Linked DNA regions of Homo sapiens: region 2 is linked to region 1. A link is a loop called in an ENCODE intact Hi-C map of the cell type or tissue named here. Cell type or tissue: PC-9. All regions are shown on one strand. Links, peaks and the distances in the headings refer to the core of each region. The heading gives the core; the rest is flanking DNA.

The links. A loop is a pair of places that touch in the nucleus more often than their neighbours do. Peaks named below come from ENCODE experiments on the same cell type or tissue, not always from the same donor. Only the 100,000 strongest peaks of a DNase experiment are listed, where the experiment ranks them.
Region 2: a loop joins it to region 1, with 5 times the contacts of the local background. A loop is called at or near these places in 1 of 110 quality-filtered maps.

Annotation. Positions count from the first base shown.
Region 1 is chrX:4,311,602-4,319,941 of GRCh38, reverse strand. No RefSeq gene overlaps it. Among named protein-coding and RNA genes, the nearest start is that of FAM239C, 380 kb to the right of the region's middle. In PC-9, for the core only: no CTCF peak of the experiment used is centred there; a DNase peak (open chromatin) is centred at 3,841; H3K27ac peaks cover 2,738 bases.
Region 2 is chrX:4,481,284-4,489,623 of GRCh38, reverse strand. No RefSeq gene overlaps it. Among named protein-coding and RNA genes, the nearest start is that of FAM239C, 550 kb to the right of the region's middle. In PC-9, for the core only: no CTCF peak of the experiment used is centred there; a DNase peak (open chromatin) is centred at 5,153.

The DNA.
Region 1 (8,340 bases), core at 135-8,134:
TATCTTCTGTATCCAATCTGTTGCAATGATTTCTTTTGTTTTTTGTTTTTGTTTGTTTGCTTTGGGACAGGGTCTCACTCTGTCACCCAGGCTGGAGTGCAGTGATGCCATCATAGCTCACTGCAGCCTCTACCTCCTGGGCTCAAATGATCCTCCCAGGCTCAAGTGATCCTCCCACCTCAGCCTTCCAAGTAGCTGGAACTATAGGCGCATGCCACCACACCAAGCTATTTTTTTTTTTTTTTTTTTTTTTTAGAGATGGGTTATTTTTTTTAGAGATGAGGTTTCACCCAGACTGGTCTCAAACTCCTCAGCTTAAGCGATCCACCCACCTTGGCCTCCCAAAGTGCTGGGATTGCAGGCATGAGCCACTGCGCCTGGCCTGCAATATATTGTTTTGTCTGATATATGTAGAAAATCTGGCCTTTCACAGATGGTAATTGGAAAAGGGAGAAATATTCTAATAGTGTTTGCAGGTAGCTGGGGTTTGATACTACACCAAAACCCAAGGAATGGCAGTTTTTTAAAGAAATTTTAGATTGCCATATGGAATCTGAAATCATTATCAATGAAATTTTCTTATTTTGTTAGATTAATATCAATAATTAACTACATTAATTATCTATTGCATTTTTGAGGGGCTCTTTTAACCATGCATGATTGTGTAGCATCATACAATATGCACTTGGAAAATATCGCTTCCCTAAGTTTTGCTGATCTTACAGATTTTGACAAATTTTTATTATGCAATATTTAAAAAATCACATGTTAGTCACCACCGATGTATTCTTTATGAAACACCTTATGTATTGGAAAATTGTCTAGCTTATAGTATTGGATGCAAGTTTCCCAAAATTCTATGGTTCTTTTGCAAGTCCAAATGCATCACTGTCAACAAATGCTGTTAGTTGTTTTCCATGAAATGACTAATTCACTTCATTCATTTTGGAAGAAATGTCTGCCCTAGACTGGAAGTCAGAAGAAACATAGTTTATCATTCCCCTATTCTAGTAAAACCCATGTTCCACCGTAAAAAGATGTGTACTCAGGGGTTGGTCAATATATATGTAATAAGTGAATGAATTTGTTTCATAAAGGACTTCCTTAGGTAAATTTTGTTTTCTTTCTTTTTTGTTTGTTTGTTCTACTGTTAGTGCCAGTCAGAAAGAATGAAATAACAAACCAATAAGGCTTAGTACCACTGCCTTCATCCATGCTAAGTCACTAGCTTTTGCAGCATAAGGTAAATGTCAACCCAGTGAGAAAGGAAAATAATGTCTTCATATTATTATGAAAATACTTCTGGCCTGCCTGTTTCCCTGAGTGGGTCTCCATGACACCCTGGGTTCTACATACCAAACACACGTTTAGAAGCACTGTCCTATAGGAAAGCCTATTTAGGAAGAAAACATACCTTGAAATTTTTGAGCTAAAATGAACATAGGTAGTAAGAAACTTTCTAGGTGATTTAATGAAGACTTCTGCAACAGGAAAAAAATATATTTTCTGGATTAGTTGTCTCATAGAGAAATGCATCTCATTTGCCCAACATATATTTATTCAGTGCCAAGTACGTGCTTTAGGCATGTCTTCTGGGGTTGTTCAGCAGGTAAACAAGACAACTGAGGGAAACTGGTGGTTTCTGATAATGAGAAGGGATTTCTTTTATTAAAGATGGTACTTAGTAGTAGGAAAACCCTGCGACATGCTCCTGTTGGAAGGAAACAGGCTTGTTAGTGGGTGGAAAGTTAGAATTTACATTCTGACGTGCAAGCAAGCTATTCCTGCAGGTTAATCCATGACCACACATAGTCCTCAAAGACATTTTCATGGATCACTGGAGGATTCCTAATCGCTGTCCAGCTTATGCTGCCAAAGCTCTCTTTGGAAACTTCCAGGAAATATTATGTTTAATTGAGGAAAATTATATGCAAAAATATCTTCCTATTTATGTAAGAGATGGGGTCTGGGGTGGGTGGCTCAGAGCCCAGTAGAAGTTGTTACTGGTGTAGCTGCCATTGTTGTTTTTGTTATTTCATTTTGGGCTGTGTTTAGAGAGTGGTTCATATCTAAACCAAATAAGAAACAGATATCTTAGAATTTAAATTTCTAACATTTCTTTTCAAAGAAATGCTTCGAATTTTTTCAACAGAAATGATTCGATTTTTTTCCTTTTTTCTTTCCTTTTCACTTACCCAACTGGAAGTAAGTATTCCAATAGCAAACTGACCCTTTGTTGCTCTTCCTGTCACCCATAAATTTTTCCATTACTGCTTAAAGCTGAGCCATTCTAAATTGGATCCTCTATTATGTCCCGTGCCTCTGATTATGAACACAGAAGCAAGCCCCTGAGAATGCCTGTGCAACTGCAACCATGATTCCAGAAGAATACCATTATCTAGACGACATCTAGATCCTGATAGCATGTCTTGAGCAAGTGGGTGAGAATTCCTTAAAAATCACACCTGTGTGCCGAACAGTGTCTCAATTCCATAATCTCAGTGACTCAGGAGGTCAAGAAGGGAGACTCACTTGAACCCAGGAGATTGAGGCTGCAGTGAGCTATGATCACACCACTGCACTCCAGCCTGGGCAACAGAGTGAGACCCCATCTCTTAAAAAAAAAAAACACAAAAAGTTGCACCTGTGCTTGTAGTCCATTTAAAGGAGATTGCAGTAAATATAAAAACAGGGCATTAACAAGTTTCTCTTTAAAAATTTAAAAAAAAGTTTTCTCTGCATACAGCTAAATACAAAGTCTCGGATTTAAAATATCATAAAAAACTATGGTTATCAAACAATTTTCGTGACAAGAATGAACGAGGAATGTCAGCAGATCCTCAATTAACCCCAGAGAATAAATTCTTCTAAATAGCAAGAAAAATAAGATCACAATCAATACCATGGAAAAACACAGAACCAGCCTTCACTGGAGGTTTGGCCTACAGTAACCCTCCCTGATTGAATGCAAAAGTTCAAAATTATAGAGATCCAACAACAGAAAGCCCACTCACATACTACTGATCCTACACGTTTTCTTAAACATGAGAATTTTTTCTAAGCAGGCATAAACCTTTCTGAAAATGAGTAACTCAAGTAACTATGTGCACTTATCATCAACTAGGAATAAACATTCTAGGTCCCTCATCATTGTGTCCCCTGGGCCGAAGCAAGCACAGCCTGCCTTAGTGATTATGGACTGCTTTTCCAGGGCTGAAGTGATCAGGGACCACCATCTCCACCATGGATTAGTTTCCCTGGATAGAGGTGATCATGGCAGAACATCTCTCTCATTGACTGCTTTTCCTGGACTGAAGTGATTATAGCCACTCAACTCGGTCACCCACTAGTTTCCCTGGAATGAGGGTTCTCAGCCCAACCTGGCCTCATTCTTAGAAGTGGGGTTGCCAAATTTTTCAAAAGTGCTTTGGTTGATCTTTGTTTCCCTGTCATCACTTTGCAAAACAAAGAGACACCTCAAAAATTCATTTCTTCCACCAATAAACGCAGCTTTGACAAAGACTTCTGTGTAGGAAAAATAAATTTAAAAAATAAAAAATAAAAATTATAAAAATAAATAAATAAAAATAAAATAGTGATTTGGGACTCCCAAATCACTAAGCCAAAGGGAAAAGTCAGTCTGGGAACTGCATCAGGCAAACCTGTCTCCCATTTTATTCCTAAGTAAGAAAGCTACAAAGATTAAAAAAAAAAAAAAAAGTTACATACCTCCCTCACAGTTTGCTCACAAAGAAATTCCTTGTGGACCTCAAGATGTTTACCCTAAAAACAGAGTTCTTTTGAATTTCACCCTAGCAATGTAAGCGGATAGCTTATCTTCATAGGTGCAGGACAGGTCATCTTTCTGCTCACCTGAGAAAAATGCATATCTGGTTGCTTCCCCTGCCCAATTGTTTACGCAAAAATGCAGAGTCACTGAGCCAGTCTATAGTATAAGTGACTATTGCTCTATTCCACTCTCATATGTAAATTTTATATTCAGTGAAAGGCTGAGCAAAGACTCAAAAGAATGCAACCTTTTGTCTGTTATCTACCCATGACCTGGAAGGCCCCCATTTCCTGCCCCCACTTTGAGTGGTCCCGTCTTTCTGGACTGAAACAATGTATATCTTACACATATTGATTCATGTCTCATGTCTCTCTAAAATGCATAAAACCAAGCAGTGTCCCAGTCACCCTGGGCACATGTAGACAGGACCTCCTGAGGCTGGGTCTTGGGTGTGTCCTTAACCTGGGCAAAATTAACTTTCTAAATTGATTGAGACCTATCTCAGATAGTTTGGTCCACAATTCTATGGCCCCAACCCCTTTTTTGCTTCTCAGAGAGCGACAAGTTCCTGCCCCAGGCACGTGGCTGCCTAAATGAAGGTGTGCGTTGTCTTGTGTGCGAACATTTTCTGAGGTAGGAACATCAGCTTGTGCTGGGGGGCTGGGGAGATGCCAAGAAGAGATTTATAGCAGGAGGGATGTGCCCATTGCATGCTCACCTCAACCTGAGTGTCTACAATTCTATGTTCCTCTCAGAGAAACGTAAGGAAAAAAACACAATTTCTTCCTTTTCTGAAGAGAAACTGACCAGAGATTCTGCTGTGTGTTAATCCACTGGGAGTACACATAGCTCCTGAATCACGGAGAGGGACACAGGGCTTGGGACTTTCTTTTCTAAGCCATTTGTTCTGTTAACGATCTTGTTTTATCCAATGATCGTTATTATCTTGCTTCTCTCTTTTGAAAAGTACTGTGATTCCCACCTGAACTCGCGTTATAGACTGAATGTTTGTGCTCCCCCAACCCCAAATTCCTATGTTGAAACTCTAACCCTTGATAGGATGCTGTTTGGAAGTGGAACCTTTGGAAGGTGATTAAGTTTGCATGAGGTCACGAGGATGGGGCCCCCATGATGGGATATGTCCTTATAAGAAGAGGAATAAACATATGAGCATTCTCTCTATCTCCTCTCTCCTCTTTCTCTCTCCATTCCCTCTCTTCTCTCTCTCTCTTCTTTCTGTCTTTTTCTCTCTCTCTTCTCTCTCCTCTCTCTTCTCTCTCTCCTCTGTCTCCTCTCTCTCCTCTGTCTCTTTCTCTCCTCTCTGTCTTCTCTCTTTCTCTTCTCTCTCTCCTCTCTCTTCTCTCTCTCTTCTCTCGCTCTTTTCTCTGTCTCTCTCTTCTCTCTCCTCTCTCTTCTCTCTGTCTCTCTCTGTTTTCTTTCTCTCTGTCTCTCTTTTCTATGTCTCCCTGTCTCTCTCTCTTCTCTCTGTGTCTCTGTTTCTCTTCTCTCTCTCCTCTCTCTTCTCTGTCTCTGTGTTATCTTTGTCTCTGTCTCTCTTCTCTGTCTCCCTATCTGTCTCTTCTGTGTCTCTGTCTCTCTTCTCTCTCTGTCTGTCTCTCTGTTATCTTTGTCTCTGTCTCTCTTCTCTGTCTCCCTGTCTCTCTCTTCTCTCTGTTTTTTTTTTTTTTTTCATACGGCGTCTCGCTCTGTCGCCCAGGCTGGAGTGCAGTGGCGCAATCTCGGCTCACGGCAAGCTCCGCCTCCTGGGTTCATGCCATTTTCCTGCCTCAGCCTCCCTAGTAGCTTGGACTACAGGCGCCAGCCACCACGCCTGGCTAATTTTTTTTTTTTTTTTTTTTGTATTTTCAGTAGAGACAGGGTTTCACCGTGGTCTCGATCTCCTGACCTCATGATCCGCCAGCCTCGGCCTCCCAAAGTGTTGGGATTACAGGCGTGAGCCACCGCGCCCGGCCCTCTCTCTTCTGTCTGTGTTTCTGTCGCTCTCCTTTCTCTCCTCTCTCTTCTCTCTCTATCTCTCTCTGTTATCTTTGTCTCTGTCTCTCTCTCCTCTCTGTCTCCCTGTCTTTCTCTCTTCTCTCTGTGTCTCTGTCTCTCTCTTCTCTCTGTCTCTGTCTTTCCCACCCACCCTCTCTTTCTCTCTCTTCCTTTGCCGTGGGAAAATACAGCAAGAAGTCAGCCATCTGCAAGTCAGGAAGATATTCCTCACCAGGAAGCAAATCAATGGACACCCTGATTGTGGGCATTTCAGCTTTGTAAACCTTGAGAAAATAAATTTCTGTTGTTTAAGTCAACCAGTCTATGGTATTCTGTTATAGCAGTTTGAACTGATTAGTACAACACTCAAGGTAAATATTTTTAATTTAAAAAAAAATTTAAGAGCTTTTGGGGCACAAGTGGGTTTTGGTTACATGGATGAATTGTATAGCACTGAAGTCTGAGATTTTAGTGCACCTGTCACTCAAGTAGTGTGCATTGTACCCAACATGTAGTTTTTTATCCCTTTTGGCTCCCATCCTCCACCATGAGTCTCCAATGACCATTATACTACTCTGCATACCATTGGGTATACAAGGCTCTACAACTATTACAGCCAGTCTTGCCAATGAATTTTAAAGGGTGTCATGCTGATGAAGAGAACATCTCATCATTGTCGTAATTTGTTCATAATCTTGATATAATTTCTTTTTAATACAATATTTGCTATGAGAAATATTAAAGCATTTCTGCTTGTTTGTTGTTTTTACAAAAATGAGATATATTAGGGAATAGACAGAGATGGTTAGTATGCTCCTGTTAGACAGAAATGATTGGGAATATTCTCTGATGAAATACATAGGATGCTCACTCAGTAATCAATATTAGTGTATATCAAGTGTTAAAAGAAAAACCTTAGCTGGATTAAATCGAACAGAGTTTAATTGCTGTTGCTGAGCCAGAGTAGGCTTGGAGACTCCAGTGCAGCCACGTGGTAGAAGAATTATGGACAGAACAAAGGAAAGTGTTGTACAGAAATGGAAGTGAGGTACAGAAACAGCCGGATTGGTTACAACTCGGTGTCTGTCTTATTTGAACACAATTTGAACAGTTGGCCGCCTTTGATTGGCCAAAACTCAGTGATTGGCACAAGAGTAGGCTACAGTCTGCTTACAACTTTCTTTAGATGTTATAGTTCAAGATGTACAGAGAAGTCTTTAGGCTGAACTTAAAATACATAAGGAGGCAGCTTTAGGCTAAACTTGATTTAATGTAAGTGATGCATAGAGATGGATCTGAGTTTAGCAAAAGTTCGAGGAAGGCATAATTATTACCCTTAGTCCTTGAATCCTATGATCCCATGCTGGAATTTTCTTCCAAAGCATTCCCTAAAGGGCACAGCAACATAAATTTAGCCTTATAGAAATGTCAGCTTCAAAATTCTCATAATACTTTATTCTTCAATTAGTCAAGGAAGTTGGAAAATTGGGGTTTCAGTAGCAGTTATGGAGGTCAAATATTATGGAGGAAAAAACTAATCAGCAGCTTTGAAGTTCACTGACACAGGATGTCTATATATGGGTAAAAGGAATATTGACCAGTGAGTTCCACCAGCATGTTTTTAAATGCAAAAACTGGAAAGTACACACAAATTCTAAAATAGGGTGCTGAAAGTACTCATTAATTACCAGCCACAATAACGAATGTATAGAGCACCTCAAAGTTAACTGACACAAGATGTCTATGTGTGGGTAGAAGGGACGTTGAACACTGGGTTCTACCCGCATATTTTTAAATGCAAAAACTAGAGAATATGAATTCTAAAATAGGGTGCAGAAAGTGCTCTTTAGTAACCAGCCACAATAAAGAATGTATAGAGCACCTCGAAGTTCATTGACACAGGATGTCTACGTGTGGGTAGAAGGGACATTGACCACTGGGTTCCACCAGCATGTTTTTAAATGCAAAAAATATAAAGTTCACAGAAACTCTAAAATAGGGTGCTGAAAGTACTCATTAATCACCAGCCACAATAAAGGATGCATAGACCACCTCAAAGTTCACTGACACAGGATGCATATGTGTGGGTAGAAGGGACATTGAACACTGGGTTCCACCAGTATTTTTTAATGCAAAAACTTGAAAATTCTAAATAGGGTGCTGAAAGTTCTCATCAGTAATCAGCCACAATAAAAAATTTATTGACCTAGCTATTTCTATTTGGCATTCCCTAAATTGCAGAGAAATGGAACCACTGATGTTTAGAGTTCTGTGGGTACTCAGAACTCCCTTTTTAAATGAAAAGTTGGTTGCCCAGGAAGTGCTCAGATCGTAACCACCTTCAAATAGAGTATAAACGGAAGTCTTTGTATAGCAGAGGAGTTCATTTTCAAATATAAGCATTTTATATTTCAAAAAGGTTTCCATAATAGATTGTACTATGAGATAAAAATCCAGGTATTGATTTTTGTTTCAAATACCCAACCACAATGTGCCTACCTATTGTACTATATTTCAGGATTCTTTTTTTTTTCTTTAAAAATGCATGAATTGCC
Region 2 (8,340 bases), core at 181-8,180, 170 kb before region 1:
TTTATTACATTTTTATACCGTTTCCCATAATTAGAAGTTTTTCTTTGGATGCCATACCTTGTAAAATTTACCCATTTGGAGTTGAATATTTTTGTATCCTGTAAGTATTCTTGAGTTAACTTCTAAGATGCATACGTGATCAAATAGACACAGGCATGTCTACCAGGATAGACTACATTCTAGACCTGAAAATACATTGTATTAGTCCATTTTCATACCGCTATGAAGAATACTTGAGACTAGGTGATTTATAAGGAAAGAAGTTTAATTGACTCACAGTTCCACATGGCTGAGGAGGCCTCAGGAAACTCACAGTCATGGCGGAAGGGGAAGCAGGACACCTTCTTCACAAGGTGGCAGGAGAGAGACAGTATGCGCAGGGGAAACTGCCCCTTTTAAACCATTACATCTCATGAGAACTGCCTCACTATCATGGGAACAGCATTTGGGAAACCGTCCCCATGATTCAATCACCTCCCACCAGGTCCTTCCCTCGACATGTGGAGATTACAATTCCAGGTGAGATTTGGGTGGGGATACAGAGCCACACCATATCATACATCTCAAAAAATTAGAAGAAAATCCAAATGACACAATGTATGTTCTCTGACCACAATAGCATTAAATTACAAACAATAATTAAAACATGTCCAGAAAATGTCCAAATATTAGAAACTGAATAGCACAGTTGTAAATTATCAATGGAAGAGTCAAAGAAAAAAAATCAGAAATCAGAAAGTAATTTGAACAAAATGAATATGGAACCACAATGTATGACATTTGCAGGATAACACTAAACCTGTACTAAGAAATTTATGGCTCTGAATGACTATATCAAAAGAGAATGAAGATTTTAAATCAAGGAGCCCTGGCTTTCACTTCAAGAAACCAGAAGAGGAAAAGCAAGTTAAACCAAAAATAAGCAGGAAAAAGAAAATAATATAAGGGAATAAAAATGAAATAGGGTAGCCAAAGCAATACTAGAAAGCTTGGAGTAAACAATATACCAAAATGTTGTTCACATTCTGTATTAATTAGAGAAATGCTAGTTCAAATGAAAATAACATAGGAACTGTCAACATCGTTGAATTTGCAAGCATATAAGTAAGATTGCCAAACCCAACTCTTTTTTCCCTTTCTTTTCCCCTAACCATGACTTTGTAGAGTAGAATTTTTGTCTACTGCCTCCAAGTAAGGCTGCTGTGTTGTGCTCTTTCTGACCTATCATTTCTTCTTTGCCGAGATCTTCATCTTCCCTTTATGCTAGTGTTCCTCCAGCTACATCCCTCACTTCCCCCTGTTTCCTCCCCACACTGTTTCCCAGGGCACCTTACCTAAAATGACTAGCTTAATTATTACTGAGGAGACCAAAGATCACCTGGTGGCCATCAAGCAGACCATCCAGAGGCCAGACTCCTTATCTGAGGAATTCAGAAATAATTAGACTCCTCTATTCTCTAAAGCTGGTATAGGGTATCAGGCTTCTTTTCCCCCAAAATTATAAGTAACTAGAATTTCTGGTTACTCTAGAATGCATGCATGTCAAAACTCATTGTGCAACCCTTGCTGACATTAAGGCACCAAAATGTCTACAAATGTCATCATTTATCATGACCTACATGGCTACTATGGTGCAAATTACCCTTCAGCTCCTGCTTTAAGGTCCTTAAATACGGATAAGGAAAATCCACCACGGCGAGCTCAGTCCTCTCTTGCTGAGGCACCCACTGCACTCTTCTGCAGCATTCTTTCTATCCAATAAAACTTTCTTTTTTAAACCCATACTGTTGTCTGTAAATTGTATTTCCTACCCTACTGTCTGAGAGCTGACCACTTTCCAATGTTAGGGCTCTGACACCTTGCCGGGCAATTACCTCTTGGGTAGGGTTCCTTCCAAACTATAGCATATTCCAACATCTCACTGAGATTTTGATTCAACCCAAATTCCATCCAATGTCAAATATCCATGTCTGCATGCAACCTCAGCTCAACAAGTGTACTGTCATATTCATGGTTTCTTTATTGGTTAAGAAAAACCCACCATTTTTTCCTAGAGTGGACAGGTACTCCATATAAAGAATTGTAGAAATGCAAATAATTTTTTGGTTCTAGTCTGTCAGTAGTGAAAGTACCTAAGCAATTTTGGGTATAAAAAAAGAAAGTTGGACCTGGCGCGGTGGCTCACGCCTGTAATCCCAGCACTTTGGGAGGCTGAGGCGGTCAGACCACGAGGTCAGGAGATCGAGACCATCCTGGCTAACATGGTGAAACCCCATCTCTACCAAAAATACAAAAAATTGGCTGGGCATGGTGGCACACTCCTTTAGCCCCAGCTACTCGGGAATCTGAGGCAGCAGAATCGCTTGAACACAGGAGGCAGAGGTTGCAGTGAGCAGAGATCGTGCCACTGCACTCCAGCCTGGACAGCAGAGCGAGATTCTGTCTCAAAAAAAAAAAAAAGAAAAAGAAAAGAAAGAAAGTTGTCATCTAGTTACCTTTATCATAGCTAAGAACTATGTAACATTATATAAGCATCATTTACTTGTGCATATACTCATGAGTTTACATATGTAAATATATGACAAATATGTGTATACCTCTATATGCATATATTTATATCATATATGTATATTATATATACACACATATACACACACATATATTTGGCTTATTGTATTTTGTATGTGTGCTTGTATATATACATACACAATACGATTTAGCAATGCTTATAATACAATAAGCAAAAAAATCTCAGATTGAATTGCAATGGCAGCATACCTTGGTCCATAAAATTTATAATATTTCAAAAAATTCTAGGTAGTTGGAAAGCAAGAACTGAATAGTACAAAGGAGATCATGTCAATGATGCAAAATTATCCCCATCAAGTAAGTTCACAGAATGCTTACCTCATTAGAGAAGAATTTTCAAATTCATAGATGCATATTAATGCACTGAGTGTTCCTGTTCCCCTTCCATATCCTAAATTTATATTTCAATTTACAGCCTTCCTATTTATTCTGCATTTTTACGTTTCCTTCTTTTATTTCCAATTCTAAAGAAATAATTCCATTTTTACCTAGTTAGTTCATTATTAGTGGCCTAGAATGTTTGTTAGCACACAAAACTATACATGCCAGAAGGCAACTGTGGGGACGATTTAAAATTAAGCCGACATTATAATTATCAATGTGATACCATATTTAACTTATGGTTTCCTAACAAAAAAAAAAAAAAAAAGGCTTCAGGAACAAAAACAGAAAAGCCGAGAATATCCTTTAAAACACTATTAACTTCAAAGCCTTGTATAGATATATGCCATAAAAATCTAGATAGCATCCTTAATCATGCTTCTAATTGTTGTCACCTGAATCACCAAGGGCAGAAATGCTATCCTATTTCCCCAACTCTTCACATATTTTTGTTTGAATCTTCTTGGTAATTCTAGGGAGTGCAGGAGCATCCCCTACAGGAAGCGCCAGGGCCAAGTTTAATTTAAACGTTTTCATGGTATCTTTCTCATCTGCTAATTTGTATTCACCCAGTGTGTTAACAGTAATTGTGAGAGAATTAGAGACGGCTACTGCAGTGGTTTGTGAATTACGTCAATGTTTCAGCCCCTAAAAGGATTCTGCAATTTTGTCAAAGGATTTCAAAGCACATGCTGAAATACATACTAGGATTTTTATTTGTTTGTTTGTTTCTATGTACCACGTTTTGTTTATACTAGGTTCTCAAACATGTGTCTCTCTCTTTAGAATTGTAAAATTAAGCTTACATGTAGTTAATTTTTAGAAAGAGAAAAGAAATTCAGGGAGGAGCACATTCCCTTGTATTTCACGGTCAGCTTTAAAAGCAGTCTTTCCCTAAAGCAGGAAAAAACGAATCAGTCTAAGAGCAAAATAAGTTGTAGCAAAATACTCTGTGCATGGTGTGTTTGTGTGCAGGTGTGTGTGAGCATGTTTGTGTGTCAGTGTGTTCATGTGAGTATATGTGAGTTGGCAAGTGTGTGTTTGCAAAAATTCTATCAGTGAGAAAAATCGAGTTTGCAAAAATTCAATCATCAGTGATAAAAATTATAACAGTAAGCTGAGCTAACCCACCCCTCATCTTGCCTTTCTCTTAATTATTCCTGCGCTATTGGGCCAAGCGAACTTGGGAAGACATTTAGGCTACAGTTTAAATGATAATAGGCCTTGCCCAGAAACCCAACCACAGTTGTAAAGCTGATGGGAGGCCATCGGGCTGCAGGGAGGAGGACAGCCTGATTCCTGCTAAGGCACAGACATGAAGGATTGCCAGCTGTTATTCCAGAGGTTATAAGATGTGCAACTTCCCCAAGTACTCTTGTAAATAACATCACTATTGTGGAACCTAAGATTGGCCTTTTGAGATAACTTTTCAGTCTTTTTGCATGTCTGATACCCATGGCTCCACCTGGACCCAGCAACCCCCCCTCCTGTGGCCCCACCCAGAAGCAATTCAGCCTTCAGGAGGACAGCTTCAACCCCCTAAGATTTCATCATTGCCTTAATCAATCGGCAGCAAGCACCTGTTACCTGCTACCCCGACCCCTTCCCTTAAACTGTCTTTGAAAAGCCCCTAACCTACAAGCTTTGGATGAGATGATTTTGTTACAAGAAAGGGGTCCCAATCCAGACCCCAAGAGAGGGGTTTTGGACTTCACACAAGAAAGAATTCCAGGTGAGTCCATAGAGTAAAGTGAAAGCAAGTTTATTAAGAAAGTAAAGGAATAAAGAATTGCTACTCCATAGGCAGAGCAGTGGTGTGGGCTGCTCAACTGGATACACTTATGGTTATTTCCTGATTATATGCTCAATGAGGGGTGGATTATTCATGAGTTTTCCAGGAAAGGGGTAGGCAGTTCCAGGAACTGAGAGTTCCTTCCCTTTTTACACCATATAGTATAGGGGAACTTCCTGACATTGCCCTGGCATTTGTAAACTGTCACAGCGCTGGTGCAAGTGTCTTTTAGCATGCTAACGCAGGATAATTAGCCTATATGAGCAGTGAGGATGGCCAGAGGTCACTTTCGTGGCCATCTTGGTTTTGGCCTGCTTCTTTACCGCATCCTGTTTTATCAGCAAGGTCTTTGTGACCTGTATCTTGAGCTGACCTCCTATCTCATCCTGTGATTAAGAATGCCAGACCTTCAGGGAATGCAGCCCAGCAGGTCTTAGCTGCATTTTACCCAGCCCCTATTTAAGATGGAGTTGCTGAGGTAGGAGAATCATCTAAGCCTACGAAGTCAAGGTTGCAGTGAGCTGTGGTAGAGCCTGGGTGATAGGGGTAAGACCCTGTCTCAAAAAAGCAAAGAGGAAGGTGCCTGGCTCCAGAGTCCCCAAGAATGCCTTTCAAGACACTGTTACTACAGATCAAGAGACTATAATCTTTACTTTTCCAAGTTAGCCTTAATTTTTAAAATAACATAGTACTTTTTAATTATGGTAAAATATACCTAAAATAAAATTTACCATTTTAGCATTTTGTTGTTGTTGTTGTTGGTGGTGGTGGTGGTGGTTTCTTTTCTTTTCTTTTTTTCTTTTTTGAGACAGAGTCTCACTCTCTCACCCAGGCTGGAGTGCAGTGGCGCAATCTTGGCTCACTGCAGCCTCTGCCTCCCAGGATTAAGCAATTGTCATTCTCAGCCTCCCAAGTAACTGGAATTACAGGCATGCACCACCACGCCTGGCTAATTTTTCTATATTTAGCAGAGATGCGGTTTCACCATGTTGTTCAGGCTGGTCTCGAATTCCTGGCCTCCAGTGATCCGACTCGCCTCGGCCTCCCAAAGTCCTGGGATTACAGGCTTGAGCCACTACGCCCAGCCCACTTTAGCCATTTTTGAGAGTTTGGTGGTATTAACTACAGTACATTCATATTGTGCAACCATCACCACTATCTATCCCCAGAACTCTTTTCACCTTGCAAAGCTGAATCTTTGCACTCATAAGAGTGCAAACAATAAGTTCTCATTTCTCACCCTCCACTGCACCAGCTTCTGGTAACCACCATTCTACTTTCTGTCTGTGTGAATTTGCCCATTCTAGATATTGCATAGCAGTGGAATCATAATATTTGTTGTGTTGTGTCTGGCGTCCTTTACTTACCATAATGTCATCAATATCTTCAAAGGAGCCAAGACCGAATGGGAATTTCATCTGGACCAGGTGCTGCTGCAAGGTGCTCATGGAGTCATGACTACCTTTTGCGGAAAGTGCAGTCTCTCTTTCTCGCAATACAGACCTGCGATTTCTAGATGAGAATTAGTTACTGTATCTCCGAGTAACCTACAATAAAAAGTGAATATCTCATATTTGTTCTCAGAGCTGAACTAAGAAATACCACATACCAGGTGATTTAAAACAGCAGGCATGTATCCTCTCACAGTTCTCAGGTCAGAATTCCGGAATCAAGGTGTGGACAGGGTCATGCTTTCTCTGACGGCTCTAGGGGATGATCTGTTTCATTGCCTCTCTCTTAGCTTCTGTAGGTGGCCAGCAATCTTTGGAGTTTCTTTGCTTGTGGCTGTGTCACTCCAATCTCTGCCTCTGTCTTCACATGATCTTCTTTTTGTATGTGTCTGTCTCTTTGTCTCTTCTCTTGTTATAAGGATACCACTCATCTTGGGGAACAGGTGGTGTTTAGTCACATGAGTAAGTTCTTCAGTGGTGATTTCTGAGATTTTGGTGCATCTATCACCTGAGCAGTGTCCACTGTATCCAATATGTGGTCTTTTATCCCTCACTCCCCTCCCACCCTTTCCCCGAGTCCCCAAAGTCCATTGTGTCATTCTTATGCCTTTGCATTCTCATAGCTTAGCTCCCACTTGTGAGTGAAAACATAGGATGTTTGGTTTTCCATTCCTGAGTTACTTCACTTAGAATAATGGTCTCCAACTCCTTCCAGGTTGCTGTGAATGCCATTAGTTCAGTCCTTTTCATGGATGAGTAGTATTCCATGGTGTATACATGCCACATTTTCTTAGGATACCACTCATATTGGATTGAGGTCTCACCCTACTTCAGTATGACTTCATCTTAACTATTTATGTCTGCAAGGACCCTGTCTCTAAGAAAGGGTACATTCTGGGGTCCAAGGGGTTAAGATGCCAACATATCTTTTTGGGGGGAACAGAATTCAACAGATAAAAGCCTACGTTCTTCCTCATTATATTTGGTCATCACTGGCAGTTGAGTTTTCTTCTGCCTTAAGAATATGGAATGGTGTAGGTCAAGCTTGTCCAACCCATGGCCTGCGGTCTGCATGCAGCCCAGGACAGCTTTGAATATGGCCCAACACGGATTTGCAAACTTTCTCGAAACATTATGAGATGTTTTTGCATTTTTAACAAAACTCAGCAGCTATCATGAGTGTTAGTGTATTTTATGTGTGGCCCCAGTTTTTCTTCCAACGTGGCCCAGGGAAGCCAAAAGATTGGACATGCTTGGTGGAGTGGCTTCCAGGCAAGAGGTTTCATAAGCCTCGCACCATAGCTCTGTTTTTACTAGAGCCGACACTCTCTCCTGCTTTTAGCAGAGCTGACACACGCAGGGAAGACCAATGCTGTGGATAGTTCTGAGGAGGTCCCGAGCTTGTCATGAGGGTAAAATGTTCTTGGCATCAGCAACTGTTCTTCCCACCCCTGAACATGTTTGAGTCCTGAGAATATGTCACCTTTATGTCAGGGACACATTTTCTCCCAGAAATTTCATTCTTCAATTTTTAAACTCTTTGTCCTCTGGGTTGAATTTTATGCTGTTAACTGTGAACATTTTCCATTTCATGCTAGTTTATAGTTTATAAAATACCTATAATGAAATGCTCATTTTTGACCTTCCCAACAACTCTCTGTGAAATAGGTTGAACAATTATCATTCACTCTCTTTTCAGCGATGTCATTGAAACCTAGAAAAGCATTAAATAGCTTGGTAAAAGTCTCCCAAGGTTTAGAGTTGGACAAGGCACAAAAATTCAGGTTATCTTGAATCCACTCTATGACTTCAAATTATTGTTAGAGAAAAAAATGTAACTGAAACATAGAGAAAAAAGGAGCGTTTATATACTTTCTGTAGATGTCTTTAGTTTTACATTAGTAACCCTTTCTCATCATATTAACACCTTTATTTAATTATTTGTTCTTTTTCTTAGGACACCAAAGCCCTATTTCCTTCTTTATTTATTCATCTGGAGACAGAGTCTTGCTCTGTTGCCCAGGCTGGAGTGCAGTGGTGCGATCTTGGCTCACTGCAACCTTCACCTCCTGCGTTCAAGCAATTCTCCTGCCTCAGCCTCCCAAGTAGCTGGGATTACAGGCATGC